4 separate regions of the Homo sapiens genome follow, and all the other regions are linked to region 1. A link is a contact called in ENCODE Hi-C or POLR2A ChIA-PET data. All regions are on one chromosome and are shown on one strand. Each heading gives the region's core, a stretch centred on a gene start or an enhancer-like site at or near the end of the contact. The rest is flanking DNA. Distances are from core to core; before and after follow the strand shown. Region 1 has its middle 41 kb from the start of LINC01357. Region 2 has its middle 69 kb from the start of LRIG2. Region 3 holds the start of WNT2B (Wnt family member 2B). Region 4 holds the start of LINC02884 (long intergenic non-protein coding RNA 2884).

Region 1 (7,650 bases), core at 3,298-5,797:
GCCTTGAGGCAGTACAGCCCAGGTAATTTGCTGAGTCTGATGGGTGTCAGGGTCAGTCCAAGTGAAAGCAAAGAGAGGCTGGGATGAAGGGTGCAAAGGAATAGTAAAGAAAGCATGTTTGAGATCTGGAACAGAATAATGGGTTGTGGAGGGAGGTATTGAGGATAGGAGAGTATATGGGTTTGGCACCACGGGGTGGATAGGCAAAACAATTTGGTTGATAAGGCGTAGACCCTGAACTAACCTGTAAGACTTGTCCAGTTTTTGGACAGGTAAAATGGGGTAATTGTAAGGAGAGTTTAAAAGGCCGTGCCGTAACAGGCAAGTGATAACAGGCTTTAATCTTTTTAAAGTGGGCTGTGGGATCGGATATTGGCATTGAGTGGGGTAAGGGTGATTAGGTTTTAATGGGATGGTAAGGGGTGCGTAATCGGTCACCAAGGAGGGAGTAAAGGTGTCTTATACCTATGGATTGAGGTGGGGAGATACAAGGGGAGGATGTGAAGGAGGCTTTGAACTGGGGGAAAAGGCGGCAATGAGGTGTGGCTGTAGCCCAGGAATAGTCAGGGAAGCAGGTAATTTAGTTAAAATGTCTCAACCTAATAAGGGAACTGGGCAGGTGAGGATAACTAAAAAGAAGTGCTTAAAATAATATTGTCTAAGTTGGCACCAGAGTTGGGGAGTTTTAAGATGTTTAGAAGCCTGGCATTCAATACCCACAACAGTTATGGAGTCAAGGGAAACAGGCCCTTGAAAAGAAGGTAATATGGAGTGGGTAGCCTCCGTATTGATTAAGAAGGGGACGGACTTCTTAAGTCCATCCTCCACTATGAGAGTTACCTAAAGCTTCTGTGATCATCCTGTAGGCTTCTGAGGTGATCGGTCAGCGTCAGTCTTCAGCCGCTAAGCCGAGAAGATCTGGGAAGGAGTCAGAGAGCCTTGGGCCAGAGTTCCAGGGGCTCTGGGAGTGGCTGCCGGGCAAGTTGGACAGTCCAATTTCCAGTGGGGTCCCGCACAGATGGGACACAGCTTAGGAGGAATTCCGGGCTGTGGGCTTTCCTTGGCCGAGTGGCCAGATTTCCGGCACTTGTAGCAAGCTCCTGGGGGAGGAGGTTCTGGAGGAACCCCTGGCAGCTGCCGTTCGGGCGTTTGGAGTTCTTGTGTGCTGGAGATGTGGCTGGGGTTTGTCTCACAGTGGAGGCAAGGAATTGCAACTCAGAAATACATTGCTACTTAGCTGCCTTTACTCTATTATTACACACCTTGAAGGCGAGGTTAATTAAGTCCTGTCGTGGGGTTTGAGGGCTGGAATTTAATTTTTGGAGTTTTATTTAATGCCGGGAGTGGATTGGGTAATAAAATGTATTTTGAGAATAAGACGGCCTTTTGACCTTTCAGGGTCTAGGGCTGTAAAGCATCTCAGGGTTGCTGCCAAGCGAGCCATGAACTGAGCTGGGTTTTTATATTCGATGAAAAAGAGCCTAAACGCTAACTGATTTGGGATAGATCGGATAAAGAAAAAGGAGCATTATTAACCTTGACTATGCCTTTAGCTCCAGCCAACTTTTTATGAGGAAATTGCTGGGCAGGTGGGGGAGGTCTAGTCGAGGAACGAAACTGTAAGCCGGACCGGGTGTGAGGAGGGGAGGTGATAAAAGGATTATAGGGTGGGGGAGCAGAGGCTAAAGAAGAATTGGGACCTAGCTCAGCCTGGTGAGGAGCAGCCTGGGGAGGAGGGGAGAGGTCAGATGGGTCTGTAGAAAAGAAAGAAAGACTCGGCGACGCTTGGAGTTGGGACTGAGAGCACAGGCGAGAGGGAAAGAAGGAGGATTTCGGATGAGTCGCATTGGGAACAGAGACTAGGGAGAGAACAATGTGTAAAAGAATGCCTGGACGTCAGGCACTTCAGACCATTTGCCCATTTTTTGACAAAAATTATCTAGGTCTCGTAGGATGGAGAAATCAAAAGTGCCATTTTCTGGACATTTAGAACCATTTTCGAGTTTGTATTGGGGCCAAGCAGTGTTGCAGAAGAAAATAAGGCGTTTAAGTTTTAGGTCAGGCGAGAGTTGAAGAGGTTTTAAGTTCTTGAGAACACAGGCTAAGGGAGAAGAAGGGGGAATGGAGGGCGGAAGGTTGCCCATGGTGAAGGAGGTAAGTTTAAAGAGAAGGGTAAAGACACAGAGAAGGGAGGTGGGGAGCAGCCCTGGGCTGCAACATGGGGGAGCAGCCAAAGCAGGAGTCCCCGCAACTGACTTGCCACCAAGGGAATGTGGGTGAATGACCAAGGCAGGCGTCCCCACGGTGATCAGACACCAGTGAAATGTGGGTGAATAATCAGAGAGGTGTCCCTGCAGTGATTAAACACCAAGGGAAGGCTGCCTTCCCGAGTCCGTGACCGGCGCCAGAGTTTTGGGTCCACAGATAAAATGTGTCTCCTTTGTCTCTATCAGAAAATGAAAGGAATTGAAATTAAGAGAAGGGAGAGATTGAAGGGTGGCGCCAAGATTGAAAGGAGAAAGAGATTGAGGGACAGTGAGAGGTTGGAGAAGAGAGTAAAGAGAGGCCGCTTACCCAATTTAAAATTGGTGAGATGTTCCTTGGGTTGATCGGTCTGAGGACCCGAGGTCGTAGGTGGATCTTTCTCACGGAGCAAAGAGCAGGAGGACAGGGGATTGATCTCCCAAGGGAGGTCCCCCAATCCGAGTCACGGCACCAAAATTTCACTCACGTCCGTGTGAAGAGACCACCAAACAGGATTTGTGTGAGCAACAAGGCTGTTTATTTCACCTGGGTGCAGGTGGGCTGAGTCCGAAAGGAGAGTCAGCGAAGGGAGATAGGGGTGGGGCTGTTTTATAGGATTTGGGTAGGTAAAGGAAAATTACAGTCAAAGGGGGTTGTTCTCTGGTGGGCAGGGGCGGGGGGGTCACAAGGTGCTCAGCAGGGGAGCTTTTGAGCCAGGATGAGCCAGGAGAAGGAATTTCACAAGGTAATGTCATCAGCAAAGGCAGGAACAGGCCATTTTCACTTCTTTTGTGGTGGAATGTGATCAGTTAAGGCAGGAACTGGCCATCTGGAAGTGTAAGTGCAGGTCACAGGGGATATGATGGCTTAGCTTGGGCTCAGAGGCCTGACAGTTACCCACTCACACCCTCACTGCCACCACTCACAATCAACCATAACACATGCTACCCTGCAGAGGAGACAGCCTTGACTTGCAGAGGCATGCATTCTCAGGGCTTGAAAACCGGCTCTGTCTCCAGTTGCCAGAGGGACCTCACGCTGACCTTCAAGAAACCTGGAGAGAGGGGCCAGTGTGTGGGCACACAGGACATTCCCTCCCCAGAAGGCCTTTTCTTGGTCTTCATTTCCCATCCCCTAGCCCAGATACGGCAATGTGGGGCGCCCTCGTGTGGGCAGAGAGGCCCTGCAGTCTCTTGGCAGGATCCCGGCTCCCTTTGGGCACCCACTCATCCCTCCTCCAGGCTGCCCACTCCCTGCATGTCAGGGCACCACTCATATTACTTCCAGCTGGCCTCCCTCAAACCTAGATTCTCTTTTTTCTTTTACCTCTCACTGTTTTCATTATTGATTGATTGATTGAGACATAGTCTCTCTGTGACCCAGGCTGGAATACAGTGGTACAATCATAGCTCTCTGTAGCCTGGAACTCCTGGGCTCAAGCAATCCTCCACTTCAGTCTCCTGAGTAGCTGGGACTACAGGTGTGCACCAGCATGCCAGGCTAATATCTTAAAATTTTTAAATTTTTTTTGTAGAGTTAGAGTCTCGCTATGTTGCCCAGGCTGGTCTCAAGTTCCTAGCCTCAAGCAATCTTCTCACCTCGGCCTCCCAAAGTGCTGGGATTACAGGTGTTAAGCCACCACACCCTAGACCCCCACTCATATTTTAAAGTTCAATATTCTATGCATATCAAATAATTATGTATTAATTATTTAATCTTATGTATCAAATTATCCCCAAAATGTCTTGACTTAAAATAGCAAACATCTATTACCTCACACAGTTTCCTAGGGTCAGAAATCCAGGAACAGCTTAGTTGGAAGGTTGTGGCTCAGTGTCTCGTGAGTTTCAGTCAAGATGTTGGTCAGGGCCGGGCGTGGTGGCTCACACCTGTAATCCCAGCACTTTGGAGTCTGAGGCGGGCGGATCACCTGAGGTTGGGAGTTCAAGACCAGCCTGACCAACATGGAGAAACCCCGTCTCTACTAAAAATACAAAATTAGTCAGGCGTGGTGGTGCATGCCTGTAATCCCAGCTACTCGGGAGGCTGAGGCAGGAGAATCACTTGAACCCAGGAGGCAGAGTTTGCAGTGAGCCGAGATCACGCCATTGCACTCCAGCCTGGGCAACAACAGCGAAACTCCATCTCAAAACAAACAAACAAACAAACAAACAAACAAACAAACAAACAAAAAGATGTTGGTCAGGACTGCAGTCATCTGAAGGCTGGGAAGGATTCACTTCCAAGATCACTCACACAGCTGTCCTTGGCAGACTTAATTTCTTGCCACTGGGCCCTCCCGGTAGGCTGCTAGGAACATAGCAGCTGGCTTGCCCCAGAGCGAATATGCCAAGAGACAGCAGGCAAGAGAAACCAAAATAGAAGCCATGGTGTCTTTTAGAACCTAATTTTGGAAGTGACATACTATCACCTCTGCCATATTCTATTGCTGACACAGGCCAACCCTGGTACGATGTGAGAGGGAATATGAATTCTAGGAGGGAGGAAACATTGGGGTCCTTTTCAGAAAGGAGATACCACAAAACATATTTTTAAATGTTACTTATAAAACAAAATACGATCAACACCCATGAGCCCATCACTCACGAGAACTAGAAATCATATAACTTGCATCGTCCTATATGTGCCTTTTCCTCCACCCCTCTGCCTCCCTGTGGAAGAGGTAATTGCCATTTAAATTTGTGTTTATCGTTCCCTTGCTTTTTAAAAATTTTGCCACATCGGTACATATGTCGAAACAACATTTGTTGTTAGTTTTGCATTTGGATCTTTATAGAATTGATTGGCTCCATGAGTCAGGGGTCTGAGCCCCACTTGCTCAGGGCACCCTCATTCACTCTCCAAGCTTCTATAAAATGCTTCCCTCTTATTCCCCAACTCTGGTAGCTGCTTCTTGCCTTTCTTCTTTCTGGGTGACCTCAGCATTCTTTATTTATCCATTCTCTTGTCTCTCAATCCTTTTCTCCCCAAGGCTAGCCATAGAATCCCTCTTCCCCACCAAGTCATTGAAACCAGCACCTTTTCCCCAAAGCCAGCCATAAAACCAAAAATCATTAATCTAACTTTGCCTCTGCCTTTCTGTGTAAAAACTGGTCATAAAGAAATTACCTGACCTGCCTTGTTTGACTATGGGTTATAAGACCCCCATTCCAGAGAGGGTCCTGCCCCACATTCAGAAGGAAGGAATGCAGGAATGCGTGCTCTGAGAGGCCAAGAAGAATCTAGACAGACCGGCCCTGCTGGGATTCCCCACTCAGTCTGTTAGCGTTAGATCGTACTCTTTTTGTCCAATCATACTTTTTTTTTTTTTTTTTCCTGAGACAGAGTTTCACTCATTGCCCAGGCTGGAGTGCAATAGTGCAGTCTCGGCTCACTGCAACCTCCGCCTCCTGGGTTCAAGCAAGTCTCCTGTCTCAGCCTCCTGAGTAGCTGGGATTACAGGCATGTACCACCACACCCGGCTAATGTTGTATTTTCAGTAGAGATGGGGTTTCTCCATGTTGGTCAGGCTGGTCTCGAACTCCTGACCTCAGGTGATCCGCCTGCCTTGGCCTCCCAAAGTGCTGGGCTTACAGGAATGAGCTACCATGCCTGGCTTTTTTTTTTTTTTTTTTTTTTTTGAGATGGAGTTTAGCTCTTGTTTCCCAGGCTGGAGTGCAATGGCGCAATCTCGGCTCACTGCCACCTCCGCCTCCCGGGTTCAAGGGATTCTCCTGCCTCAGCCTCTGGAGTAGCTGGGATTGCAGGCATGTGCCACCATGCCCAGCTAATTTTGTATTTTTAGTAGAGACGGGGTTTCTCCATGTTGGTCAGGCCCAGTCTTGAACTCCCGACCTCAGGTGATCCACCAACCTGGCCTCCCAAAGTGCTGGGATTACAGGTGTGAGCCACCGTGCCCAGCCTGTCCAGTCACATTTCTACATAGCTGTCCATACTTTGTTGAACCTCAGCATAAAAATGGACAATTTCCTCTGTATCTTTTGGGTCTTTATTCTGAAGTCTGCCATGTACACATTAAATCTGTTTGTCTACTTTTTCTCTCACTAATCTGCCTCTTGTCAGTGATTTTCAGCAAAACTTCAAAGGACGAAGGGGAAATGTTCCCTTGTCCCTGCAATTTGTACAAACACTGTTAATCCGTATCCTCTCCCTGAGGCTTGTGTGGCCAGGAGGTGAACCCAGGGGCCTGGGAGAGGAAGGCACAGAGGCTGGCAGTGGGAGGGCCCTCACACCCATGATGCCAGTGCAGTTCAGCCACAGGTGCTTTTGTTCCCCAGGGAAGTATTCAGCTGGCCCCTCCTGAGGAAGGCTCACTTAGACAGGAACACTTTTGCACCCGGCTGCTTCTGTTGGTCCAGGGAAGACCCTGTATGCCCTCCTCATGGTAAGGATTTCATGTTGTAAGGACTTTGTCAGCACCCTGCTGCACACAACAGATGTTGGCAGAGCTTCTTTCCTTTCTCTGCCCCCACTTTCACCAAGCCAGTTCTTTTGGAAGGTGGAAATAAATGAAAGAAACAAACTCCCAGGCAAGTCGCAGTGCTCTGATCGCCGTCCTTATGAACAGAGCATTAATTAGTTGCTCACTCGCAGAAAGGAAAAGTTAATTACCTACCATGGAAACTTTAAAAAGAAAAAAAGGAAACATGAGTTTAAATTTTAATTAGGGCCCTTGCATGGTGGGAATAGAAAGGAGCTGGTTCTAATTGTGGGCATTTAAGGCAAGAGCCTTTTGTCCCTTTGTGCACCTCCTGTGCTCACCACCTCCCCACCAGACCTCCAGCCTGAACCTCCTCTCAGAATAGGCAGAGAAAATGAATGTGGAGGGGCCAGAGCACCCCCACTAGGACTCTGGTCATTGCCCCTTAGGGAGCTGTTCAAGGGCAGGGATTGAGAAACACAGGACAGGGTTCACTGCCCCAAATGACCTTCCTTACTGCTCACTGCTGCTTAAAATGTCAGCACCGGAAGAGTGGCAGATGCTGCTGTGTGCGGACCCCCTCCAGAAATGCAGGACACATTCCCCACCCTCAGGGAGCACAGCCAGCCCCTTCCAGGACTGCCCTAGATCACACCACCTGCCCAGGCCAGCCTGCACCCAATGACAGATCAATATATACTATGAACACCCAGCCTGCTCTCCCCAGTTTGAGACAACTCTGAAGGTCATTCCAGCTCCCAAGCTCCCTGCAGGGTCAGCTGGGACTGTTGTTCAGACTGCAGTGCAGCTCAACTTCTCCCTCTGTCCAATCTCACTGCTGTTGCCCCTCTCTTCCACAAGGGATCATCCCAAGAGAACTCCCTAACAAATGTCCTGAACACTTATCTCCGTCTCAGAGTTTGCTTCTTGAGGATCCTAGCTTGTGGCACAGATTTACAGTGAAC
Region 2 (7,188 bases), core at 3,885-6,384, 330 kb before region 1:
CTTATGTAAAATGGGGATAAAATTGATCTTATGGAGTTATTGTACAGATTAAGAGTTTTATGTAAAGTGCCTAGAGCAATGCCTGACACACAGTAAACATTAACTATTGTTATGGTTAATAATAACACTCAGCCTCTCTTGTGTACATCCTATACTGAAGCAACACATCTCCTTGAGCATAGAGGGTAACAGTAGAGGTTTCTGAACCTTTTAGTCACTGTCTAACCCTCAGCCTAGAGCAAACAATGGGACCAAGCATTCGTTTATGATCTATTGGAGGAGCCCTAAGCATGGGACACTAGTGTCCACTCTGCCACCAAATGATGCCCTTGCCCATGTGGCCTTGGGCAAGTCCTTGCTCCTCTCTGGCCCCAGTCCACTCATCTATAAAATGAATTGGTGGGTCTAAATAATTCCTAAATTTGGCCGGGCACAGTGGCTCACACCTGTGATCCCAGCACTTTGGGAGGCCGAGGCGGGCGGATCACCTGAGGTCAGGAGTTCGAGACCAGCCTGGCCAACATGGTGAAACCCCGTCTCTATTAAAAAATACAAAAATTAGCCAGGCGTGGTGGCAGGCGACTTAATCCCAGCTACCTGGGAGGCAGAGGCAGGAGAATCATTTGAACCCGGGAGGCAGAGGTTGCAGTGAGCTGAGATAGAGCCATTGCACTCAAACCTGGGGGATAAGAGCAAGACTTCTCTTAAAATAATAATAATAATAATTTCTAAATTTGATTATACATTATAATCACTTGAAGACATCACAAAATGCAGATTCCCGGACTCTGCCAATCAAATCCAAGTTTCTGGAAATGGAGGCTGAGAATCTGCATTTTACTAAACTCCTTAGAGGATCATGATGTTAGCCAGGCGTGGTGGCTCACGCCTGTAATCCCAGCACTTTTGGGAGGCTGAGGCCTATGGATCTCCTGAGGTCAGGAGTTCGAGACCAGCCTGGTCAACATAGTGAAACCCCATCTCTACTAAAGATACAAAAAAATTACCTGGGCATGGTGGCAGGCACCTGTAATCCCAGCTACTAGGGAGGCTGAGGCAGGAGAACCACTTGAACCTGGGAGGTGGAGGTTGCAGTGAGCCGAGATTGTGCCATTGCACTCCAGCCTGGGCAACAAGCGAAACACCGTCTCAAAAAAAAAAAAGTGGATCATGATGTTCAGTCAGGTTTGAAAGCAACTGACTAGATCAGCTGTAAGGCCCCTTTCAATATTCAGATTCCTAAGATACATTAATTATAGACTCATGGAGCAGAAAGGAGCTTTGAGTGGTCATGTGCCTTAGAGGACCAGGGCAGATGGCTGCTTTCCTGTGAGAAAGCTATGCTAGTGCTCTGGTGGCTCTTCCAGGGTTTAATTATCCCTAGCATTAGGAAGATATACTTTCTATCTAATCAAATGCTTCATCTCAGCAATTTACCTCCCACTCTGCTGGCTTTGTACTTAAGGGTGTAGAGAAGGGCTGGTCAGTTCCCTGTAGTGTAGCCCTTCATGTACTTGAGTGCTGTTGGAAGTCAGACTAGACCTGACATTATTACTGGTGAAAATGTCTCTTGACTTTGGGCTTTCCTTTCCATTCCCATTGCAACTGCCCAAGTTTAGGCTGCTAGCGTGTCTTGTTTGGACCATATAACACCTTTCTAACTAGTCTTCTGACCTCCAGTCTCTTCTCTATTCAATCTTCATGGTACAGTTATTTTCCTAACCCCCAGCCCTGAATGTATCACTTCTCCTGCCCACAAATCCTCCATGCCTCCCAATCAAAACGAAAGCCCTCATCCTGTCATTCAAGGCCTTTCAGAGCCTGACCCCACCTACACTTTTGCTTTCTTAGCTTATTACATTTCTCTTCCATAACTCCCTCAGGCCAAGAGCCTCCTTGGGCTACAATTTACTTTGCTGAATTTTTTTGACAGGTTTCCCAAACTTGAATAACCATGGAAGTCCCCTCCCCACCACTGCCTATGTTTCATGGCAAAATATTTACAAACATCTCATGGATACTAAGTGATTCACGGTACTCAGTTTGGGAAACACTCTCTCTGCCCTTCCTTCTGGTTGCCAGCGGCTTAACTATCTATTTCAAGAGCTTCCCAGGTCTTGAACTGCAACTCAAAATAACTATCTAATGTTGTCATACCTGCTACCTCTCAATCTGATTTTATTTTATTTATTTTATTTATTTATTTATTTATTTATTTATTTATTTATTTATTTATTTATTTTGAGATGGAGTCTCGCTCTGTCACCCAGGCTGCATCTCAGCTTACTGTAACCTCCCCCTCCCAAGTTCAAGCAATTCTCCTGCCTCAGCTTCCCGAGTTGTTGGGATTACAGGTGCCTGCCACCATGCCAAGCTAATTTTTGTATTTTTAGTAGAGATGGGGTTTTGCCATGTTGGCCAGGATGGTCTCGAACTCCTGACCTCAGGTGATCCGCCTGCCTTGGCCTCCCAAAGTGCTGGGATTACAGGCGTGAGCCATTGTGCCCAGTCCAATCTGACTGTTTTTAAATACTGAGAAGGCTCTACAGAGCTATGGAACGGGAACACTCCACTATCACCACTCTTACTCCTTCTTTTTCTTCTTTCCTGAGCTGATACCACATTTTCCTCAAGAGTTGAATTGCTCAAGGTCTATCATGATTTAATTAAATGAGCATAGTTGACCATTCAACCATCTTTGTTTTCCTAACTCCAAATAGCCTCCTGGAGCAGGTATGTATCTATGCCTCCTGGGGCTACTCCCTATTCCTGCACCTGTGACAGACATTGTTGGTGAATTACAGCACTTGCCTCTGGGGCCTAGATGTGATGATGGAGACTCAGAATCCAACTCAATACAATTCCCCAGGCAGGCTTTATCCATCAATCAGAGTTGGCATGCAGTTGAGACAGTCCTTACCATCAGTGACCTAGTTGATTAGCTAATGTGTTCACTAGAAAAGCTCTGTTTCAACTCCCTTATAGAACATAGAGTAGTTTCTAGTTGCATTCTGTCTACTCTAAGCCTTTCAGGCTAGAGGATTTGGGTTGTGGGTGAGGATCTATTATTAGTCTAATTTGGCATGAAAATTGGAGTAAGACTGCCAAGGTCAGAAAAGTTTCTCCTAAGAACCGCCCTAGAGCATTGTCTGCCTCCCATCTCTATTTCCTGCCAAAACCCACAGAAATGTCTGGTGAGCTAGCTGGTCTTTAGCCATAAGAAAGAGTACCATAGAGGCTACAAAACAAGTGACAAACTACCCCTGGAAGGATGAAACTCTGGGGCAGACAGCAATTGGAGATGCCTTGGATGTCCCAGAGCAGCGGCAAGGTTTTCCACTTGGCCTGAGCTGATGGAACCATTTGCAATGGAAAGCCTGATATCTTCGGTCAGGTAACAGGCTGCTCCAGTTTCTTCTCTCTTCTCCTCCCCCTCCTTCTCCTCTGAGTTGATCGCATTTCCTTGGTGATGTTCATGCTTAGTCAGTAGATCTTAGGGAACAAGTGTATACCCCATTGGGACCTTGTCCGTGTAAACTACTATGTACTAATTAATGTTTTCCTCTGTACTGCATCTTCCTTCCTCTCTTTCTGGCACAAGCATTTATTTAATACCTACTGTGTGTTAAGTGGTAAGCACTGCCGTAGAGAAAAAAGCCCTTGAATTCTGTCTGGAGCCACCTGGGGATGCTGTATATGAAACAAATGCCACAGCCCTCATTAGCAGAAAAATACACTTCAAGTTGCTTCCTGTCTTCTTTAGGCCTCAAGAAAGCTGTAACTGAGTGGGAAAATGTTGAAACCTCACAGCTAAAATGAGAGCATTCCAGGGAATTCTACAAAATCATGAAGTGCCTCCATCAGTTGAACACAAACCAATTCTCAAACCCAGGAAACCGTAACGAGAGATTGGGTGAACACTTCCTAGCTCTGACTTATTGCCAGGCATTGTTCTCATTGTTTTCTATATATTAACTCTCTAAATCCCCACAGTAATGTTATGAGTTAAATACTCTTATCATTTAAAAGATGAGAAATAGAGGCACAAAGAGGTTAAATGACCTACCCAAGCCTCAACAGCTAGGAAGTGGTAGAGCTAGGATTTGAACCTATATAGTCTCATCGCAGAGTCCTAAACTGCCTGAAATATGTACATTTAAGCAAAAAACAAAAAGTGCTGATTCATGGATTGGAATGGAGTGGGATGAGTAATAACTGGGTGGTGCTTTTTATCTCAATATGTTAGATCAGCTAAAGACAGAAGGGTTTTGATAGCTGAGGGGCCCAGTGTCTATCCCATACTTTAAGGAAGGCCTCAGAAAGGCCAGCTGCTCCCCTAGATCCACCCACAGCTCCTAGTGTCCCCTGACAGACAGCAGACTGGTGCCAGAGTAGTTTCATGTGGTTGAGAGCCAGATATGCAAACAGTTCTGCATGGGTCCCTTTATGCACTTACATACTGTATTTTTTACTAGAAAATGGTGACATATTTAGTACCTAGTGCAGCAATGTCGTAGGTCCTACAAGTATGAAGCCTAACTTCTAGAATGGACTCTACCACCTACTGTCCCTTGATTCAGTTCTTTGCAACTATAAATATTTATTCATTCAGTAAATAATTTTGAGACCTCCTCCATGCCAAGCAACATGCACTAATTTGAATTCAATAGTTGCCCTAAGGTACTCACTATTTGCTGGTGGTGACAGTCAGATAACGGGATCTTTATAAGCACTTCCGCACTGTGTCCTCAAAGTGTGCCAGGGAGTGAGGGAGGGCTCAACCTGTCCCTCTTCCCTAGGAGTCTGTGAGCAGCAAATGAGATCATACAGGGGAAAGGGCTTTGTAAATAGCAGAAGGTGAGAATGGGGTGTGTGAGGAGGTGGGGAAGAGGGGGAAGAAGGAGGAAGCAGAGGGAACGGGAGGCAGAAGGGAAGGAGGGGTGAAGGAGAAGAGAGGGAGTGGCAGGGGGAAGGAAGGGGAAGTAAAGTGGGAGGACTTCAACTAGGAGCTGGCTGCCTTTTCTGGAGACCTCGGGCAGGCAGCCGCCAAGCTGAGTGCTCCATCAGGGGCTGTGAGCCTGAGTGAGGCCTCACAGGAGTGAGGGAACCAAGCCTGAAGCTCAGGGCTCACTCTCCTAGCAGGCCAAGTCCAAACCTTGCAACCGTTGCCAGACTACTCTGGACTCCGTCCTAGTGGGGGCCTTAAACTCGTGTTATGTTGCTTGAGACTAGGTGCTTTCGCTGCTCCCCATGCACCCCAACCTCTTCAGGATCCCAGCTTGAAAAGTGACAAAGGCCAAGCTGTCCCTCTATTGTGATGCCCGATTTCTCATGAATCCCCTTATATAATGGTATCTCTGAGAAATGGTGGCTCGAGGTGACGCCAGCCACCACCATTCTCTGTACTGAATCGCCACCTAGAGGCCAGTTCTAGCCCAAACCAATGTGTAGGCCAAGTTTTCAATTTTGCCTCAAGATAGAAAACAAAACAAGAGTTATCTTTGAACAAAAAGATAAAAAGGCAAGAAAATGGCACAAGACCTTTAAAAGGACTCCATCAGTCCCTTCACCAACCCTGTGGTTTGCTGATGAGATATGCAAGGGCTGAAATGTCTCCACTTCTCAATGGGGCAGGATTTCCTCCATGGCTTGGGACCAATGTGAGAATGTCACTGTTTCTCACATATTCTAAAGTCTAGATTTGAAGAACAAATATGCCAAGAAAACCCTCCAGTTTGCCCTGCATGTCAGACCCCAGCCCATCTGCTCCTCTTCTTTCATGCCCAAATTCAGACACGTTGGCTAGCTTGGGAAGACAGCTCAGCAGAAGATAGGATGTCCTTTTTAGGAGAGTTTGCTAATTTGGCTTACATTTCTGGAATTAGATGCCCTACACTGAACATGAATACCCATTAATCCTGGACCATTTATTGGGAAGTAGTTGGATGAGTCTACAAAGGCATCGAAGGTAAGTTGATAGTTCAAAATGAGCATCAAGGCCGGGCATGGTGGCTCAACGCCTGTAATCCCAGCACTTTGGTAGGCCAAAGCGGGCAGATCACCTGAGGTCAGGAGCTCAAAACTAGCCTGGCCAACATGGCAAAACTCCGTCTGTCTACTAAAAATACAAAAATGAGCCGGATGTGGTGACAGGTGCCTGTAATCCCAGCTACTTGGGAGGGTGAGGCACGAGAATCACTTGAACCCGGGAGGCAGAAGCTACAGTGAGCCAAGATCGCACCACTGCACTCCAGCCTGGGCATCAGAGTGAGACTCTGTCTCAAAAAAAAAAAAAAAAAAGAAAAAAAAATGAGCATCGAGGTATTTTGGTCTGAAGAAAATCCAAGCTACATGGTTCCAGATCTTCAGTGCCCCAGCTTGAACAGTATCAGGAACAGCAGAGTACTAAGAAAAGTAAGCCAGGCTCCCAAACTGAGCAAGGACAGTTTTCTTAATCCTCTTTTTAAATTTTTTAGGTTTTTCTGTTCATTCCTTTGCCAGTCTAGTAATTCAGCTTCCCACTACTCAGCTTATTGAATTCTTAAGTATAATTGGAAAACAAGATACATAAAATATTCAAACTCTCATTATCAAAGCATCCTAGTTTGTGACTGCTTGGGGATAGCAGTGTGTGCAGTGTCCAGGGAATGCCCACAGAGGCTGCAATACATTTTTGCAGGCAAGCAGCTGCTGGTCCCTCTTCAGACCAACAACAATTCAAAGAAGGGGCTCCCTTTAGAGTAAACCTGGAGGAACCTTGGGAAAATTAGACTGATGTTTGAATTTATGAAAAAGCCACAGCTGTTCCCCAAGGATAAAGTTCAGTCCATTGATCGGCCAAAGGGCCCAGAGGAAATGAAATTGCCATTTCCTTTACCCATCCACCCAAATAAGTTAGACTTCTAAAAACTGAAGTGTTTCCTTCTCTCCAGCAGAAATGATTCCACTTGGTGCTCACAGTAATCTTGTGAAGTAAGTACTATCATTGCTGTCATGCAGAGAAGGAAACAGAGGCTAAAAGAAATTTAGTAATTTGCCTGTAAGAGGAGTAGTCAAGATTTGAACTCAAGTGCTCTGCTTCCAGAACATCTGCAGTTTTCCCAATACTGCCATTCCCCTTGGCATGAAGCCAACATACTAAGTCCTAAAGAAAATTATCTGAGAAGTAATTCAGTTTGCCATAGATTG
Region 3 (7,704 bases), core at 2,302-4,801, 300 kb after region 1:
GCATACACTACTCTAGCCCCTTGCTACTCAAAGTGTGGTCCCCAGAACAGCAGTATCTGTATCATGTGGGGATTCGTTAGAAATGCAGACATTCAGGCCCCACCCAAGGCCTACCGTAACAGAATCTGCATTTCACCATGATCCTCACATGGTTTGGATGCACCACTCCACAAAGGCAGGGATTTTTGTCGGTTTTGTTCAATTCAATATCCCCAGTACTGAGAACAGTGCCTGGCACATAGTAGGTATGCAATCACTATTTGTTGAATAAACACCTAACTGTTCTGATTTATCCCCAACTCCCTTCTCCCTCTAGCCAGCCATTAACTCCCATTTCCATTACAGCTTTACTTGTCAACAGTTGCCAGCCTATCTGCAGATGTTTTATGTTTGTATGTTAAAGACACAAACGGGCCAGGGATCTGCTTTTTTTTTTTCTTTCCTCCTTTCGTGTACAGCCCCTAGTGTACATGATTCAGCCCAGCACATATAGAACTTTGAACACAGAGATAACACTATTAGCCTCCATGAATCTGCTCTTAATGCCACAGCATCCCTCACTTTCATTTGTGAAATAAGGATGATAATAGAACCCATCTCACTGGATTATTTCAGATTGACAAAGATCATGCTCATAAGGTGTTTGGCCATAGTGCCTGAAGCTCAGTAAGGGCTTATTAAAAGCAACTGCTGTTGGTAAAAGTAGTGCTAACAATATGATACCACTTTGTGTTTCTCTCCCTTTGTGAGCCTATGAATACAATCCTGTTCTTGTGATTCCCTACATCCAACCCCCTACAGAATGCAAAATGAAACAGGAAAGCACATGCCGGAAGCTCCCTATTTCTTGGTCTGTTTAGGATAGATAGAGGGAGGGCAGTGGTTAGAGAGTAAGGGGAAGAATCTCAAGCTATGAGAAAAATCCAAATATTAACTGGTGAAAATGATGGCCTTCTGCTCCAGAGTGGAACATGGACACACCAGAGTCAACAGGCATTTCTCTTCCACGGGTTGTACAGAACATCAATCTTGCTGGTTTTTTCCTAAGAGAAAGGCTTGGGGGCTTAGCCTGCCCTTAGAAGGTAGCTTTTCACCTTATCCCACAAGTGGTGATCACTGAGGCAGGCATCTGGGCCTGTAGCTATGACAGGTGTGGAGCAAGGAGGCTGAAACAACCTCTGTACCCACTTCCCAACCTGGCCCTGTTGCAGCCTTCCTCCTTTTCACAGGGGCTGCTAAGTCACTCTGTGTCACCTCCCTCCCTCCCTCCCTCCCTAGCTCTTTCACCCAGGAATTTTTCCAGAATCTTTAATATGAACCACATCAGGGGAGGGTAGTAGAGGGAGAAAGGAAAAGGGAGAGGGAGTAGTCAAGAGTACAAAATGGGAACTAGGAAGACCCCCATTTGGGTCTTTAGGAACCACTGCCAGGATGCTGAAATTACCAGAGTGACACTTCCTCACCCAAACACCAATTGGTCCCCAAGACTATATCCCAAACTGGTAAGAAGCAATCAAGAGTCCCAAAAAGCAAACTGCTGTCTGAGCCAGATAAAGATGGGCAGCGGTTACTTCATGTTGTCTCAACAAAGACCCTGAAGATGCCAAGTCCCCAGCCAGACCAAGCTCATGAAGGCAAAAGGTAGCTTTGATCTCACTCAGAACTTTGAAAGGTTTTTCTCCTCATCCCCCTTCTCCCCTTTCCCTTTCTAAAAGAATGTTTCAAGCCAGATGTAAGATATAGGCCTCTCTGTTCCCCCAACCAGAACCCCCCCTCCTTGCCTTCCCCAACACTGCAGAGATTTAAAAAAAAAAAATTCAAAAGAGATTTTTCTGAAACAGGAAAACAGGGGGTGGGGGTTGGGATAAGGAGAGACGGCATCTTGAAATGATAGGAATCTGCAGCCCAAGCTGGCGGGCCCCTCGGCCAGCTACCCCTCACCCTTCAGCCAAGATTCCAAGTCAAGAGGAGAAAAGCCACAGGGTGCAAGGAGAGAAGAGACCACATTTCGGGGAGGGGGGCTTGCACGGGAAGAAGAACGGAGTAAGGAAAGGACGGGAGGCACTGCCTGGTGGAGAGGGGCAATAGCCTAGTCCAAGAGGCCAGTTTGATTGTGGGGTGAAGAGGAAAGACTGAGTCTTTTCTAGGTTCAACTCTCCCTGCTTTGCCCTCTCCCCATGGTGGGGAAGAAGGGAAAGCAGCTCCTTCTCCTACGGGAAGGTGATGAGTGCCATCCAAGGAGTAGGGGGCAGGGAGGATTCTAAAAAGAACAGACACGAGACATCCAGTGGATCTGTAATGCCTTTTTGCCTCATCTGCCCTCTTGTGAAGTGTCTGGAGTCTAGGGCCTGCAAGAAATCTGGGGAGGGGGTCTCTTAGTATCTTGGGACTCCGCAGCCCTCTGGCTCTTGGAGGGGAGAAATGGGAGATGGGAAAGAATAGGAAGAAGGGAGGGAGGCAAAGTTTCCTAAGTGACATCCTCAAAACGGTGGCTGAAGACAAATGCCTAGATAATGCAAACCCATGCGTTTTGTTTGTTTTAATTGTGGGAGTTAATGGGGTAAATTTTGCCTCGATTCCATTTCTAAGCCTCGGCTGGGTGCTGCTGCCTCACCAAAGCCTTCCTGTGGTATGGGTGGGCTAGACTAGCGAGCTGCCCCTTTCTCCACCTCTCAGAGGGCGACCTTAGGCGATTGGGGCCCTGGCGAAGCTATTGCGGGCCCTGGAAGGTTATTCGTTCCTTGAACTCACCCTGAGGGAAACTCGGAAGGTAGCTTCTGCCCTAAGGGGCTTGAGCTGAAATAGAGGGGGTACAGCACGTGGAGGCCTAAGGAGCCGCGACCACCGGGCATCCTTGCTCCGAATGCCCAGCGCCTTTCTCACCAGTCGTGTAAGACGCGGCGCCTCACCCTCCCGCCACCCCGCGACTTCAGATTTCAGTGACAGTCCTGCCCGAATCGTCTCCAACCCGTCGAAGCAACAGCCTGGTCCCGTGAGCAGCCAGTCCCTCCAGGCGCCTCCGGCCTCTCCTACCAAGCGCCTCACCCGCCCAGCCTGAGAGCCACACTTACCACCAGGACGTGTCTACGCGGGCCGGCAGCGTCAGCAGCAGCAGGAGCAGAAGGCAGGCAAGACCTAGGCGGGCCGAAGCCCGGGAGCCGTCGGGGGCCGCGGGCGACGGCACAGGGACCGGGGCGCTGGCGCGCCGAAGCGGGAGCTGCGCAGCTTCCTCCGCACCACCCGGTCTCAGCATAGCTCCCCGAAGACTCCCGCCGCGCAGCCCGGAGGGGCGTGGACGGGGCACCTTCTGGGGGTACTCAGGCTGCTCCTACCTCACCCCCCTGGGGGGCCATGGTGTTCGCCGGCGGCTGGGGACCTAGGATCACCTGGGGTCCAGAGCCCGGGAGGAGGATCCCCGAGAGGGGCGCAAGTTGCGATGTCCGGAAGCCGACGACGGCGTGCCGAACCCGGGGTCTGGGGCGCGCTGCCTGAGGACCGGGTGCGGTGTCAGGGGGTCTGCGGCGCTGAAGGGAGCTGCGGGCCTAGTGTGCGGACAGCCCCTTCGGCCGCGGGCTCTCATTGGACGGGACGGGGCGGGGCCGAGGCCGGGGACACGCGCGGCCCTTAGGGCGGCTCCGCCCGCGCCAAGCCCGGGGCGCTCCGCGACGCCCTAGGTGTAGCAGCCGCCTCCGCCCCTCGGGGCTCCCGCGCGCCACCGCGCTGCACCCCCACCTGCTCCCGCACGCTGCGACGGGACGCCGCGGCTCCCTCCTGCGCCCCAAGCGCCCAGTCCCTGCCGACACCGCGCCACCGGGTCCTAGCGCCCTTCACTCAGCAGCCCCACTTCTATGGGTGACGGCCAGGCTGGCGGAGCGGGAAGGGGATGCGGGCACTTCCCTCCTGTCCCCAACCTACAGTGACACCGGCGCTGAGCACGGAGGATGCACTCATTTCCTCCATCCTTGCGCTTCTGTGAAATGGGTAGAGTCCCTGCCACCGGGAGTTGGAGGTCTTAACTACCTTTTCAACACTGCCTACAGGAGCGCCGTGGGCAGTCGGCTTCTAGCAGGGGATGCTTTCAGCTAGAGCTCATCGCCCCTGCTTCTTCTGAGCCACTGCACCCCCCACCCCCAATGCATCACGTTTAGACCTGGCTCCTGCTTGCCCGGCCTGCCCGGCCCGGGTGCTTTTCTTTACGGACCGGGAATCGACTGCCGACGCTAAGGGGGCACCTGCGGACTCCCCGCCCCTTACTCCTGGGCTCAGCGGAGCTCAGTCTCTCCCCGCTCCCCCTCTGTGCCTCGGTCCTCCACCCTCTCGGGCGGGGCTGAGAGTATGAAAGAATCAGAAACAGCTGGGAGGTTTTCCCGCACCAGAGGCCAGGGTGGGGGTCCTGCCGAGAGAGTGGAAGCCCTGGAGCTTTTTCCCTCCTTCGTCTTCTCGCCCTGCCTCCTCCCCACTGCTCCTTCACCCTCCCTCCGCCCGCACAGCGCCTGGGGGCGTGGTAAATAGGGAAGGGGTGGGGAGGTGCAGTCTGCCGAAAGAGACTCTCCTCTCCCCACCACCCCAACCCTCAAACCTCCCAGGATAGCAGGTACGGGCCCTGCGGGCACTGTGGCCCTCCGTCAGAAGTAAAATTCTTTTTAAAATCCTGGGCTTAACTTCGAGAGTTCAGAGTTCACCTGGGATCTGGCTCCAGTCGCTTCTTCAGCCTCAGTTTCTCCCACCTCGCAGGTGTCTTTCCTGCCTCCTCATATGATTTTAAAGTCCTGGGGTAAACAACTTACTAGTAACTGCCGATGCCCCCAACTCCAAATTCACTGTCAGTCTTTGGTTGGGGGTGGGGGGCGGTGGTGGCGTTAGAGGTGCCTCCCGAGTGTAAGCAGATGGGGTGCAGCTGGCTGCAGACATCTCAGAGACAGAGATAGTGGAGAAGGTTTCAGAGGAACCTTTAACCTCTCTCCCCACCGCCTCCGGGTCCTAGCGCCCCTCACTCCGCAGCCCCAACTTCTGTGGGCGGGCAGAGTGGGAAGGGGCTGCAAGCACTTCCCTCCTGTCCCCAACCTACAGTGACACTCCTTTACCCCCACTTTCTGTGGTAAGGTGATGAGTGCATTCATTAATTCAACAAATACTTATTTCCTACCACATGCCAGGACTGTGCTAGGCACTAGGGACCCATTGGTGAACAGTCTATGCCCTCATGGAGTTTGCCTTCTATTGCAGGAGGATAGACCATAAACAATAAACATCAGAAGTAAAACAGAGTATGTTAAAAAGTAGTAAGTGCAGTGGTAAAGAGAGCACAGTCAAGGGGATGGTTACAGTTGCAACTAGGATGATCAGGGTAGGCCTCATTAAGGTGACATGCAAGCAGAGATTTGAAGGAGGCAAGGAATCAAGCCAGGCAGCTTCCTGGTGAAGAGCATCCTAAGCCGAGGGCAGAGCCCGTACAGGGACCCAAAGGCAGGAGTGGGCTGGTGTACGAGGGTTATCGAGAAGGCCATCCAGCTGGAGCGGAGTGCGTGGAGGAAGAGAATTCAGATGAGTCCCTGAGGTGCTCCAAGTCATGAATGGGAGGCAGTGCTCCCCACTTGGGTGGAAAGTGGGGGCTGGGCTGGAGTTGGATGGGAGTTGGAGAGGACTGAATACAGACACTTCTCAGGGCCGACTTCCTGGCACAGAAACTGGGACCATATCCTTTGTGGCCAACAGGCTAACTTATTTTCTTCCCCTTCTCTCCCTTTCTTTTTGTCGGGTGGGCTCCAGTTGGCCTGGCTATTTCCTTAGAAAGGCACAGACTCTGTGCTTAGTTTTCCTGAGAGGGGCAGGTGGGAGAGGAATGAGCCCAGGCTCCTTCTTGGCTGGGCCTCTTTCCTTGGACCACTCTTTTACCTCCTCCCAACCCAGCCCCATCCCTACACAGGGCAGTCTTGGAGCTCCAGCAGCCTCTCCCAGACTCCCCTGTGTGTTTAGACCTGGGTGTGACTCTGGCCCTGTGTTTATTTCTACACAGGGCCTGGGGTTGGTGGAAAGCGCAGGGAGGGGGAAAGTTGGCTGAAGATGATCACATCAGCCCTAACCTAGAGTGGACTCGCCCACATGGGCCCCCAAATCACTTCTGAGGCCCCTTCTTTGGCCTGAGCTGTCTTTACAGTCAAGTGGGACTGTGTCTTGGCACAACACAGATGCTCAAGTATTAAAGCATGTTTTTGAGGCCCAGGCTTGGTGGCTTACGCCTGTAATCCCAGCACATTGGGAGGCCGAGTTGGGAGGATGGCTTGAGCACAGGAGTTAGAGACTAGCCTGGTCAATACGGTGAGACCCAAAAAATTTTTTAAATTAGCCAGGTGTGGTCATGCACACCTGTGGTCCCAGCTACTTGAGAGGCTGAGGCAACAGGATTGTTTACGCCCAGGAAGTCAAGGCTGCAGTGAGGCATGAATGCACCACTGCACCCAGCCTGGGCAACAGAGTGAGACCCTGTCTCAAAATAAATAAATAGAAATAAAAAAAATTTTAAAGCATGTTTCTGAGCTGAAGGGAGGGGTGAGGGGGGTACAGCCAGAAACATCAGCAGCTCTGAGAGGGAAGGAAGTGGGTGAGGGGACTAGACTTCTCTCTAAGGTTTACAAGTCACCTCTGCCCCCAGAGTGGACAACCTAGGATGAGGCTTGGCTCCTTCTGCTTCTTTGTCCCCTCTCCTCTGAGTCCCCAGTTCCCCGGGAGGAATCCCAGGCTGCAGGAGCCAGCTGACTGCAAGAGCTGCACTCAACCACTTAACTAGAGAACAAATATGGAGCCAGAGAAGAGGTTTTCTGGGATCTGCCTCTTTGGAGCTTCAAATCTCAAAATAAACTTCCAGTCTCAAGGTCCTAGACACTACTGGAGAGCTCAGCTCCTCACGCAAAGGCTTGTTGTGGGGCTGCCAGGCAGAGGGTCAAGGCCAGAGGCTCAAGCTAGCTCCTGACCTGCATCTTCATTTTATTCCACACTCTCACTCTCAGTTCTGGGAGCCAGAGGGAGGAGTCACTGATCTCAGAGTTAAGTTCTGGTCTGTAGAACCCTGCATGGAGTCAAGTCAGCACTTACTGAGCACCTGCTGTGTGCCCAACACTGGCCAGGGTATCCTAAATAACAAGGAGCAAAAGGCATTACTCCCAAGGCATTTTCATGGAAATATAATAAAACCGTCTGTGGGTGGCACACTAGGCTCTGCTGAAGTTCAAGGGTGCATGCTGCAGACATAGTGAACAGTATCAGTAGAGACCTGAGGAAGAATCCCAGGTCCCCTGAAAGCTGCCAGATTACCTGGGGCCTCCAGCAGGACAGCTTCCACCCAGCCAGCAGAGTCAGGTCCACCCTCTTCCCCATAGTGGCACTAGAGCCTCCTCCTGTCCTCTCAAAAGTGGGTGCCCAAAGAAGAAGGGTCCACTGTCACCCTTGATGTCACCTTATGCTCTGCTCTCTGGTGGGACAGAGTTAAGATTTCTTTTCACTCTGTTCTCAGCTATGCGTGGCTGAATGATTTTGAATTTTTGCTGGCCCTTGGATGGGAGGGGAGATGAGCTAAGGGGAGCTGGGGTGTGGGTAAACAGCTCTTACCCCACCCTGCTCTATCCTCCAGAAGGCTCCCCTTCCCTGGGCCCCTTTGGCGATGACCTTCTCTTTTTCCCGGTGGGTGGGAGGTGGTGTGGATGGTAA
Region 4 (7,709 bases), core at 4,788-7,287, 450 kb after region 1:
CTTCCAGATTCTTAATACAAGATTAAAGTAATTTATAAAGCTATTTTCTGGCTAAGGACCATTCCATTTTTGGACTGTTTCACTCACTCATCATTTCCATCACCAGATGATAGTTTTTTTTTCCGTTGGGGGTGGGGTGGGCAGTCCATTCCTCATAAAAGAAAAATTAAAATTTGTTATGTTAAGCAGATGCCAACAAAGTTGGTTTGGGTTATGAAGTCTTGGGGGTAGGTGGGGGCTCGTCTTACTCACTATCTCATCTACTCCTTCTCTGTAGGGACTTCATAGCTGGCTGGAATCAAATTTGTGCCTCAGTAAAATGACAAATCAGTACAAGTTGGGGGACCTTTATGGTCTTTTGGGAACAGCTGAAACCACAAATCTTACATCCTAGAATATCAAGGGGGATATATTACTGGATTCCCAGTTGCTGGGAAAGCACAGACTGAGCCACAAACTAACTGCCTGGAGAAGACAAGGAAAGCTTCAGGGATTAGTTTAGATTTGAGCTGGGCTTGAAAAATATGTTGATAGTCAACAGCAATAAGGTGAGAGAAAGGTGTTCTAGTAAAGGAAAAGTTTGTATAAAAGATCTGGGGAAGTGTCAGCCAACTGGACTTTCTGGGATCATTCTATCCTGAAACACCGTCTTTTGGGTGGGACAGAATCTGAGCAGCAGTCTCTGTCACATTTTTTCCATTTTGTAGGATATTATAATGACACTTTTTTTTTTTTTTTTTTTTGAGACGGAGTCTTGTTCTGTCGCCCAGGCTGGAGTGCAGTGGCGGGATCTCGGCTCACTGCAAGCTCCGCCTCCCGGGTTCACGCCATTCTCCGGCCTCAGCCTTCCAAGTAGCTGGGACTACAGGCGTCCGCCACCACGCCCAACTAATGTTTTGTATTTTTAGTAGAGACGGGGTTTCACCGTGTTAGCCAGGATGGTCTCGATCTCCTGACCTCGTGATCCACCCTCCTCGGCCTCCCAACGTGCTGGGATTACAGGCGTGAGCCACCACCCCCGGCCCTTTTTCTTTTTTTTTGAGATGGAGTTTCGCTCTTTAGCCTTCCGGGGTTCAAGCGATTCTCCTGCCTCAGCCTCCCGAGTAGCTGGAATTATAGGCACTTGCCATCACGCCCTGCTAATTTTTTTGTATTTTAGTAGAGATGGGGTTTCACCATGTTGGCCAGGATGGTCTTGAACTCCTGACCTCAGATGATCCACCTACCTCGGCCTCCCAAAGTGCTGGGATTACAGGTGTGAGCCACTGTGACCGGCCTAATGATACATTGTATATTTACTCATGAATTCTCTCTCTCTGTCTCTTTCTTTTTTTTTCTGTCTCTCTAGCTTTATTGAGGTGTAACTGACATACAGTAAACTACACATAAAGTTTACCATTTCATGAGTTTAAAACACATCCCCAGAATCGTCTCCAAAATCAAGACAGTGAACATACTCATCATCCTCTGGAGTTTCTTTGTATCCCTTTGCCATCTGTCTTTCCTACCCACTTTGCCCCTTTCCCCCAGCCTCAGGCAACCACTGATATGCTTTCGGTCACTATACATTTGTTTGTATTTCTAAAAATTTTATATAAATGGAATCATATAATATGTACTCCTTTTTTCAAGAGTCTTTCACTTAGCATAATTACAGACTCATTCACATTTTTCTGCATATCAATAGTTCATTTTTTTAATTGCTGAATAATACTCCACTGTATAGATACACCACAATTTGTTTCTCCATTTTACAATGAATGGGCAAATGGGTTGTTTCTATTTTTTGGCTATTACAAATAAAGTTGCTATGATGAATCTTATACAAATCTTTTCTGAACTTACGCTATCTTTTCTTTTGGGTAAATACCTTGGAATATGTTTCGTATGTGTTTAACTTTTAAAGAAACTACCAAACTGTCTTCCAGAGTGGTTGTACCATGAAAGTTCCACCTGTTTCACATTTTTGCCAACAGTTGTATGGCCATTTAAAAAATTTTAGCCATTCCAATAGGTCTGTATGGTGCCTCATTATGGTTTGAATTTGCATTTCCTTAATGACTAATTATATTGAACCTCTTTTCATGTTCTTACTTTCCAACTATCTTCTTTGTTGAAGTGTCAGTTCAAACCTTTAGCTCATTTGAAAAATCGGTTGCTTTCTTTTGTTGGATTTTTAGAGTTTGTTATATTTTCTGGACATAAGACCTTTATCAGAAACGTCTTCTGCAAAGAGTCTTTTCAAGTGTGTGGCTTGTCTTTTCATTCTTTTAGCAGTGTCTTTCAAAGAGTAAAATTTTTAATTTTGATGAAGTCCAATTTATCATTTTTTTCTTTTATGGATTGTATTTTTGGTGCCTTAGCTGAGAAATTTTTACCTGAAACTCAAGTTCACACAAATTTTTCTTCTATTTTTTAAGAAGTTTTATAGTTTTAGGTTTTACATTTAGATCTATGATCTATTTTGAATTAATTTTTGTATGTAGTAAAATGTGTGGATTGAAGTTTATTTTTATTTATTTTTAATTTAATTTAATCTTTTTATCTTTGGCCAGCCTCTTAAGCCAGAGCATGCTCAGAGAGACTTCTTATTTTTATTTTTGATAAGATATCCAATAATTTCAGCACCATTTGTTGAAAAGTTATCCTTTCTCCACTGAGTTGCCTTTGCAATTTTGTCAAAAATCAGTTGTATATATATGTGTGGGTCATTAGTTCTTTTTTTTTTAAAGAAGACATGACCATTTCATAAACTTAATGAGCCATATCAGTTGTTCATTATGAAGACGTGATGCTTCGTAGTCTTGGATCCTTTCTTGAGGTTTGTGGTTTAATCTAGTTTCACAACTTGGACTAGGCACTGGCCTCAGATCAGGATAGAATTATTCCTATAAGGCCAGATAACTTTTTTTTGTTTTAGAGGGTAGAATTAATATTTGTTTGTCATTTATAATCAGATGGCAGCTGGGTATACAGTCTCCATACTTCATTTTTTTGGTAAATAAAAAAACTACAAGTTTTAAATAGCCAATGGCTCATTATGTTTTCAGACAACATGATTAGACCAATTTATTAATGGTGGCTTCAAGTTTTTCCTTATTAGCTCCAAAAACTGGAGCCCACCCACCTTTCATTCCTTTTTAAAAAACTGGAAGATGGCATGCATTTCTTCATACTCTGAAGCAAACATCCTACCCTGACAATCATCCACATCTGCCTTGAGGAACACCACGCTGGAATACTTTTCAGCAAGGGAATGAAAGAAGGGCTTGATCATTTTGCAAGGCCCACATCATGTGGCTGAGAAGTCAACTACAAGTTTATTCTTGTAGCATCCGAGCCTTCCTGAAAAGCAAACTTGCTCTTCTGCTTCACCACTTTGACTGTTGGGGTCTGATGACTGACTGTAAGAACCGATGGAAATGGATCCAAAGTGCTGGACCAAGCTTTGGCCAGAGGACCTTTGTCTTTTGGATTGTCCTCTAAGCCCTGATGTTGAACTCATTTTCTAACAGGAAGGACAGACTAGTATTTCTGTTTTCTGGTTGACTGATCTGTTCTCCTGATTGTCCTTAATGCCACATCTGGCTTTTCACTGGGTCACAACTAGCTGTGTTCTTTTCTCCCCTAAACGAAAGCTTCAGTGACTTTAGTTAATCTCGTCTCTGTCCTGAAGTATCTGAAATATGAGCCTCTTAGACCAAAGATAGGCAGTTTAATATTATCAAAGACCATGGACGTGGGGGGGAGGAAATCAGTCAAAAGTCACTTAATAAGCCACCTTAATTGAAGTGGTTTTGTCTCCTTAGGGAAATGTAAAATATTCAACTCAGCAGCTTAAAAATGTTTTTATTGAGATATAACTCACATATCATAAAATTTACCCTTTAAAGTTGCACATTTCAGTGATTTTTATTATATTCACAAAGTCGTGAAACCATCATCACTATCTAATTCCACCCTAAAATAAACCTTATACCCATTAAGCGGTCACTCTCCATTTTTCCCTCCTCCCAGCCCCAGGCAACCACTAGTCTACTTTCTGTTTCTATGGATTTGCCTATTCTGGCAAATTTAACATAAGAGGTATCATACAATATGTGGGCTTTAATATCTGACTTCTTTATTTAGCATAATGTTTTCAAGGTTCATCCATGTTGTGGCATGTATCAGTACTTCATTCTTTGTGGCTGAATAATATTCCATTGTGTGGATATACTTCATTTGGTTTATCCATTCATCAATTGATGAACATTTGGGTTCTTTCTACTTTTTGGAAATTATGAATGATGCTTCTATGAACATTTGAGTATGAGTTTTTATGTGGACACAAGTTTTCAATTTTCTTGGATATATACCTAGGAGTGGAATTGTTGGGTCATATGGTAACTCTTTATTTAACTTTTTGAGGAATTGCCAAACTGTTTCCCAAGGCAGCCATACTGTTTTACAGTTTTACCAACAATGCATGAGAGTTCCGATTTCTCCACATTCTTTTCAACACTTGTTATTGTCCATTTAAAAAATTATAGCCATGCTAGTGGATATAAAGTGATGTGTCATTCTGGTTTTGATTTGCATTACCCTAATGACTGATGATGTTGAACAACTTTTCATGTGCACGTTGGCTATGTGTATATTTTATTTGAAAAAATGTTTATTCAAATTCTTTGCCCTTATTTAATTGGCTTGTCTTTTTACTTTCTTTGTTATTATTATTATTTTAGAGATGGGGTCTTTCTGTGTTGCCTAGGCTGGCCTTGAACTCCTGGGCTCAAGTGATCCTTCTGCCTCAGCCTCCTGAGTAGCTGGGATTATGGGTGCTGGCTTATTTTTTCACTTTCTTGATAGTGTACTTTGAAGCACAAAATTTTTAGTTTTGATGAAGTCCAATTTATATATTTGTTTCTTTTGTTGCTTATGACCATCTGCTTTTTAAATTAAACTCAGAAATCCTAAAGCTTTTCCATTAAGCACAACAAATAATAAAACTATATATCTTAATTCCATGTTGTAGCAATTTAAGGGGGTGGAATTGACGTCAGGGAGAGGGAGAAGGTGGGGGTAGACTCTTTACTTGGACTTTAGACCTCAAAGTCTGAATGTTAGCAACTGCCTTTGAGCATTGAGCACATAATCATCAAGGATAACTAACTCTTTGGAAACTGCCTTAATCACTAAACCTTCAGTAGCTTTCTTCTGGAAGGGGTGAAGCCCCTGCTACCAAGAAGGAGCTCACTCTCTGCACTGCAGCAATGTTACCTAAGGACAAGTGAAAATGAAGATAAAGTGTCAGAAAAAGGGAAAGCTTTGCAGTCAGGCTGTTAGGAGTCTCCACTGGGTTCTCTGGAACTAGATGCTGCAACAGAGGTAGAAGTGCAAAGGGGAGGATCACCTGTGAGTGGAAAAGGGAGGAAGCAGTTTGGCCAGGAGGAGCTCTTGGCTTCTGATGCAGACTTGACAAAGCCTCTGCCAGTCTAACAGGGTGCTCTGAGCAAAAATTGCTTGTTAGAGGAGTTCCGCATTGGTAGAAGAGGGATGGGCCTTTGTACTACCACCTTGCTCAGCCATTGGCTAGGGGCTGCCTTAAGAAGAGAGTGACTGTGGCTTAAAAACTCAGGTGGTCCTTGAAGGAACTAATTGCTGGGGGCAAATAAAACCAACATTCTTGGTAGCAGGGGAGTGAGTCCTTTATTGAAGGGGCAATGTAAGCATGGCATCTCTGTGTCTGTCTACCACACAGACAAACATGAAGTTCAAATTCCAACAACATGTGACCTTAGGCAACCACTCTGCCTCAGTTTTTTCATCTGTAAAATGGAGAAAATGCTTTCCTTACAGGGTTGTGGGAGGATTAAATAAGACAAGAATGAACATAGTGCCTGATACAGCACAGGCATTCAATAAGTATTAGTTCTTCCCTTTCCCCCAGATGAAAATAAGCCAAGGGAACATTCTGTTCTGCAAACCAGTTCCCACCCTGCTCTTTCTAAACTTCATTTTCTTTCAATTTCCAGTAGGGGACCAAGCCTCTGCGGCAGTTTCCTGATCTTCTGGATATGCTGCCACGCTGTCCCAGGGCTGGTGGTGTCCCCTGACTTGTTCCTCTCCTGACTTTCTCAGCCTGGAGACTGAAAGCTCTCTTTGGCTGTTGGCCCTCCCAGGCAGAGTCCACTGGCTGTTAGGGTGAAATGGGGCTGATGCTTCCTGGAATCCACCAGAAGTATGCAAATTGCACCATCTCTTTCAGCTGCCTGCGCCTGCATTCCATCGAGGATTCCGGTAAGAAGAAACCATCCTGTTCCTCTTTCTAAGTGCCTCATTAAAGCTGGAGGACAAATTCCTCCTGCTTCTCTTGCCCTGGGAGGTGAGACAGCACCTGAATGGGAAGAGGAGGTTGTGCTCCGCGTGACATCATCCTTCATGGGGTACTCTGACCACAGGGACACTGGTGTCCAAGGCCCAGGTACTTCCTGTGTGCCTGATTCACTGGGGAGTCTCAACTCGTTGGGGTATAAACATGAAAAGATTTTATTTCTTCCAGTAACTGCCCTGGCTGTGCTGTGCCAGATCTCTCTTTCCTGCTGAGGAGCCGCTCCCTTAACGACATCTTGGTCTGGTTCCATAACTTTTCAGCCACTTTCGGTTACTATAACAGTCTCATTCCAGTAATTAAGACTCAGCCTCTTATATTTTTAAAACTTTCATTGCAAACTCGATTCAGAGCTCTTCTCTCCCCTTCCCTCCAGCACAAGTGAGAGTTGGGTCCTGGTTGTTTGGAGCAGTGGAGGGGAAGTAGGGCCTGGCTTGAAGATGCCTCACCTCCTCCCTCTTTGAGGCCTCAGCATCTGTATTTGGGCAGAGAGGAGGGATGGAGAGTAAGAGACCTCTTTACAGGAGTGTCCTTTTCCCCTTCCTGTTCTTTGTGGCTCTGTTAGATGCTGAAGATCTCACCCCACCCTCCTCCATCACTGAACACCACCCTTTCCCCCTCCTTCCCTCACACAGATGCACCTCTCTTTAGCCTCAACAGTGGTACAGGTGCCCAACGACCCTTTGTTGACTTGGCCATGGGTACCTGGGCAAACCCTCAGCTCCTGCCCTTCCACTGACTTCCGTGCATCTCCATGCAGAGCCACAGGGCCTGCAGGAATCCTCTCCCATAATCCTTCAAGGGCCCCACAGACCTGGGAAGGGAGAGCTGCCCCCATCTTCTTCCCAGTCATGCTGCCCCAGGGTCCTTCGAGCCCTGCCGGATGGGCTACTGTAGTGGGCCTCTTGCTTTCAGAATCTCCCAGACTCAGATGGATACCAGTCTCTACATTCAAGTGCAGTCCCAGCCCTCAAAGTAAGTTCATCAGGCATCCTGCTTTTCCTTCCCACAGTGGGGTAGGTGAACAACAAGGGCACTGGGCTGCAGTCCTAGGCTTCCAGGATGGCAAGGACTCTGACAGTGAGCTGTGCCTCTGAGGCATCAGGGAGAGTCTGGATTCCCTCTCCCCTCACACTGGGGCAGGAAAGCACCCTTATCATCTCCACAGGGGCGTGAAGGGTGACTCTTCCTTGATCTCTCTCAGTCCTGCTCCTGACTGGACGTGGGCTGGGTGCCGGTCCATTTAGAGGGTGCTGGTGCCTTGAACAGCAGTGTGTGGAGGTGGCTGGCTCCATCTGCTGGCGGCTTGCTGGTAATTCTGTGGGGTTGCTTGGCT

The links. A loop is a pair of places that touch in the nucleus more often than their neighbours do. ChIA-PET counts read pairs that join two places held with the same protein, here RNA polymerase II (POLR2A). Pooled maps may share reads with other maps.
Region 2: a loop to region 1 is called in a map of K562, with 2.4 times the contacts of the local background. The contact joins two enhancer-like sites. A Hi-C loop is called at or near these places in 1 of 168 maps with a recorded cell type or tissue (K562) and 2 of 50 pooled maps. POLR2A ChIA-PET finds 5 or more read pairs at or near these places in 1 of 52 experiments (OCI-LY7).
Region 3: a map of natural killer cell shows a loop between it and region 1 (2.9-fold over the local background). The contact joins the promoter of WNT2B here to the enhancer-like site in region 1. A Hi-C loop is called at or near these places in 1 of 168 maps with a recorded cell type or tissue (natural killer cell), 5 of 37 single-sample maps with no recorded cell type and 15 of 50 pooled maps. POLR2A ChIA-PET finds 5 or more read pairs at or near these places in 1 of 52 experiments (WTC11).
Region 4: a loop to region 1 is called in a map of chondrocyte, with 2.0 times the contacts of the local background. The contact joins the promoter of LINC02884 here to the enhancer-like site in region 1. A Hi-C loop is called at or near these places in 2 of 168 maps with a recorded cell type or tissue (chondrocyte and endothelial cell of umbilical vein), 1 of 37 single-sample maps with no recorded cell type and 4 of 50 pooled maps. POLR2A ChIA-PET finds 5 or more read pairs at or near these places in 1 of 52 experiments (A673).

Annotation. Positions count from the first base shown.
Region 1 is chr1:112,805,153-112,812,802 of GRCh38, reverse strand. No RefSeq gene overlaps it. Among named protein-coding and RNA genes, the nearest start is that of LINC01357, 41 kb to the left of the region's middle. RefSeq lists enhancers at 3,134-3,413, 3,129-3,650. Within about 2 kb of position 4,547, at least 3 of the 41 ENCODE cell types and tissues checked have a DNase peak (open chromatin) inside an H3K27ac peak, as active enhancers do.
Region 2 is chr1:113,138,922-113,146,109 of GRCh38, reverse strand. No RefSeq gene overlaps it. Among named protein-coding and RNA genes, the nearest start is that of LRIG2, 69 kb to the right of the region's middle. RefSeq lists an enhancer at 5,135-5,304 and a cis regulatory region at 4,684-5,584. Within about 2 kb of position 5,134, at least 9 of the 41 ENCODE cell types and tissues checked have a DNase peak (open chromatin) inside an H3K27ac peak, as active enhancers do.
Region 3 is chr1:112,504,812-112,512,515 of GRCh38, reverse strand. It overlaps WNT2B (Wnt family member 2B), which reads right to left and starts at 3,551. Exons shown (of 5, transcript NM_024494.3): 1 at 3,072-3,551. The coding sequence starts at 3,253. RefSeq lists enhancers at 2,316-2,815, 3,740-4,283 and silencers at 2,915-3,209, 3,203-3,312, 3,373-3,452, 3,513-3,622, 3,633-3,762.
Region 4 is chr1:112,358,935-112,366,643 of GRCh38, reverse strand. LINC02884 (long intergenic non-protein coding RNA 2884) reads left to right here and starts at 6,037. Exons shown (of 2, transcript NR_183466.1): 1 at 6,037-6,282. It also overlaps the pseudogene TXNP3.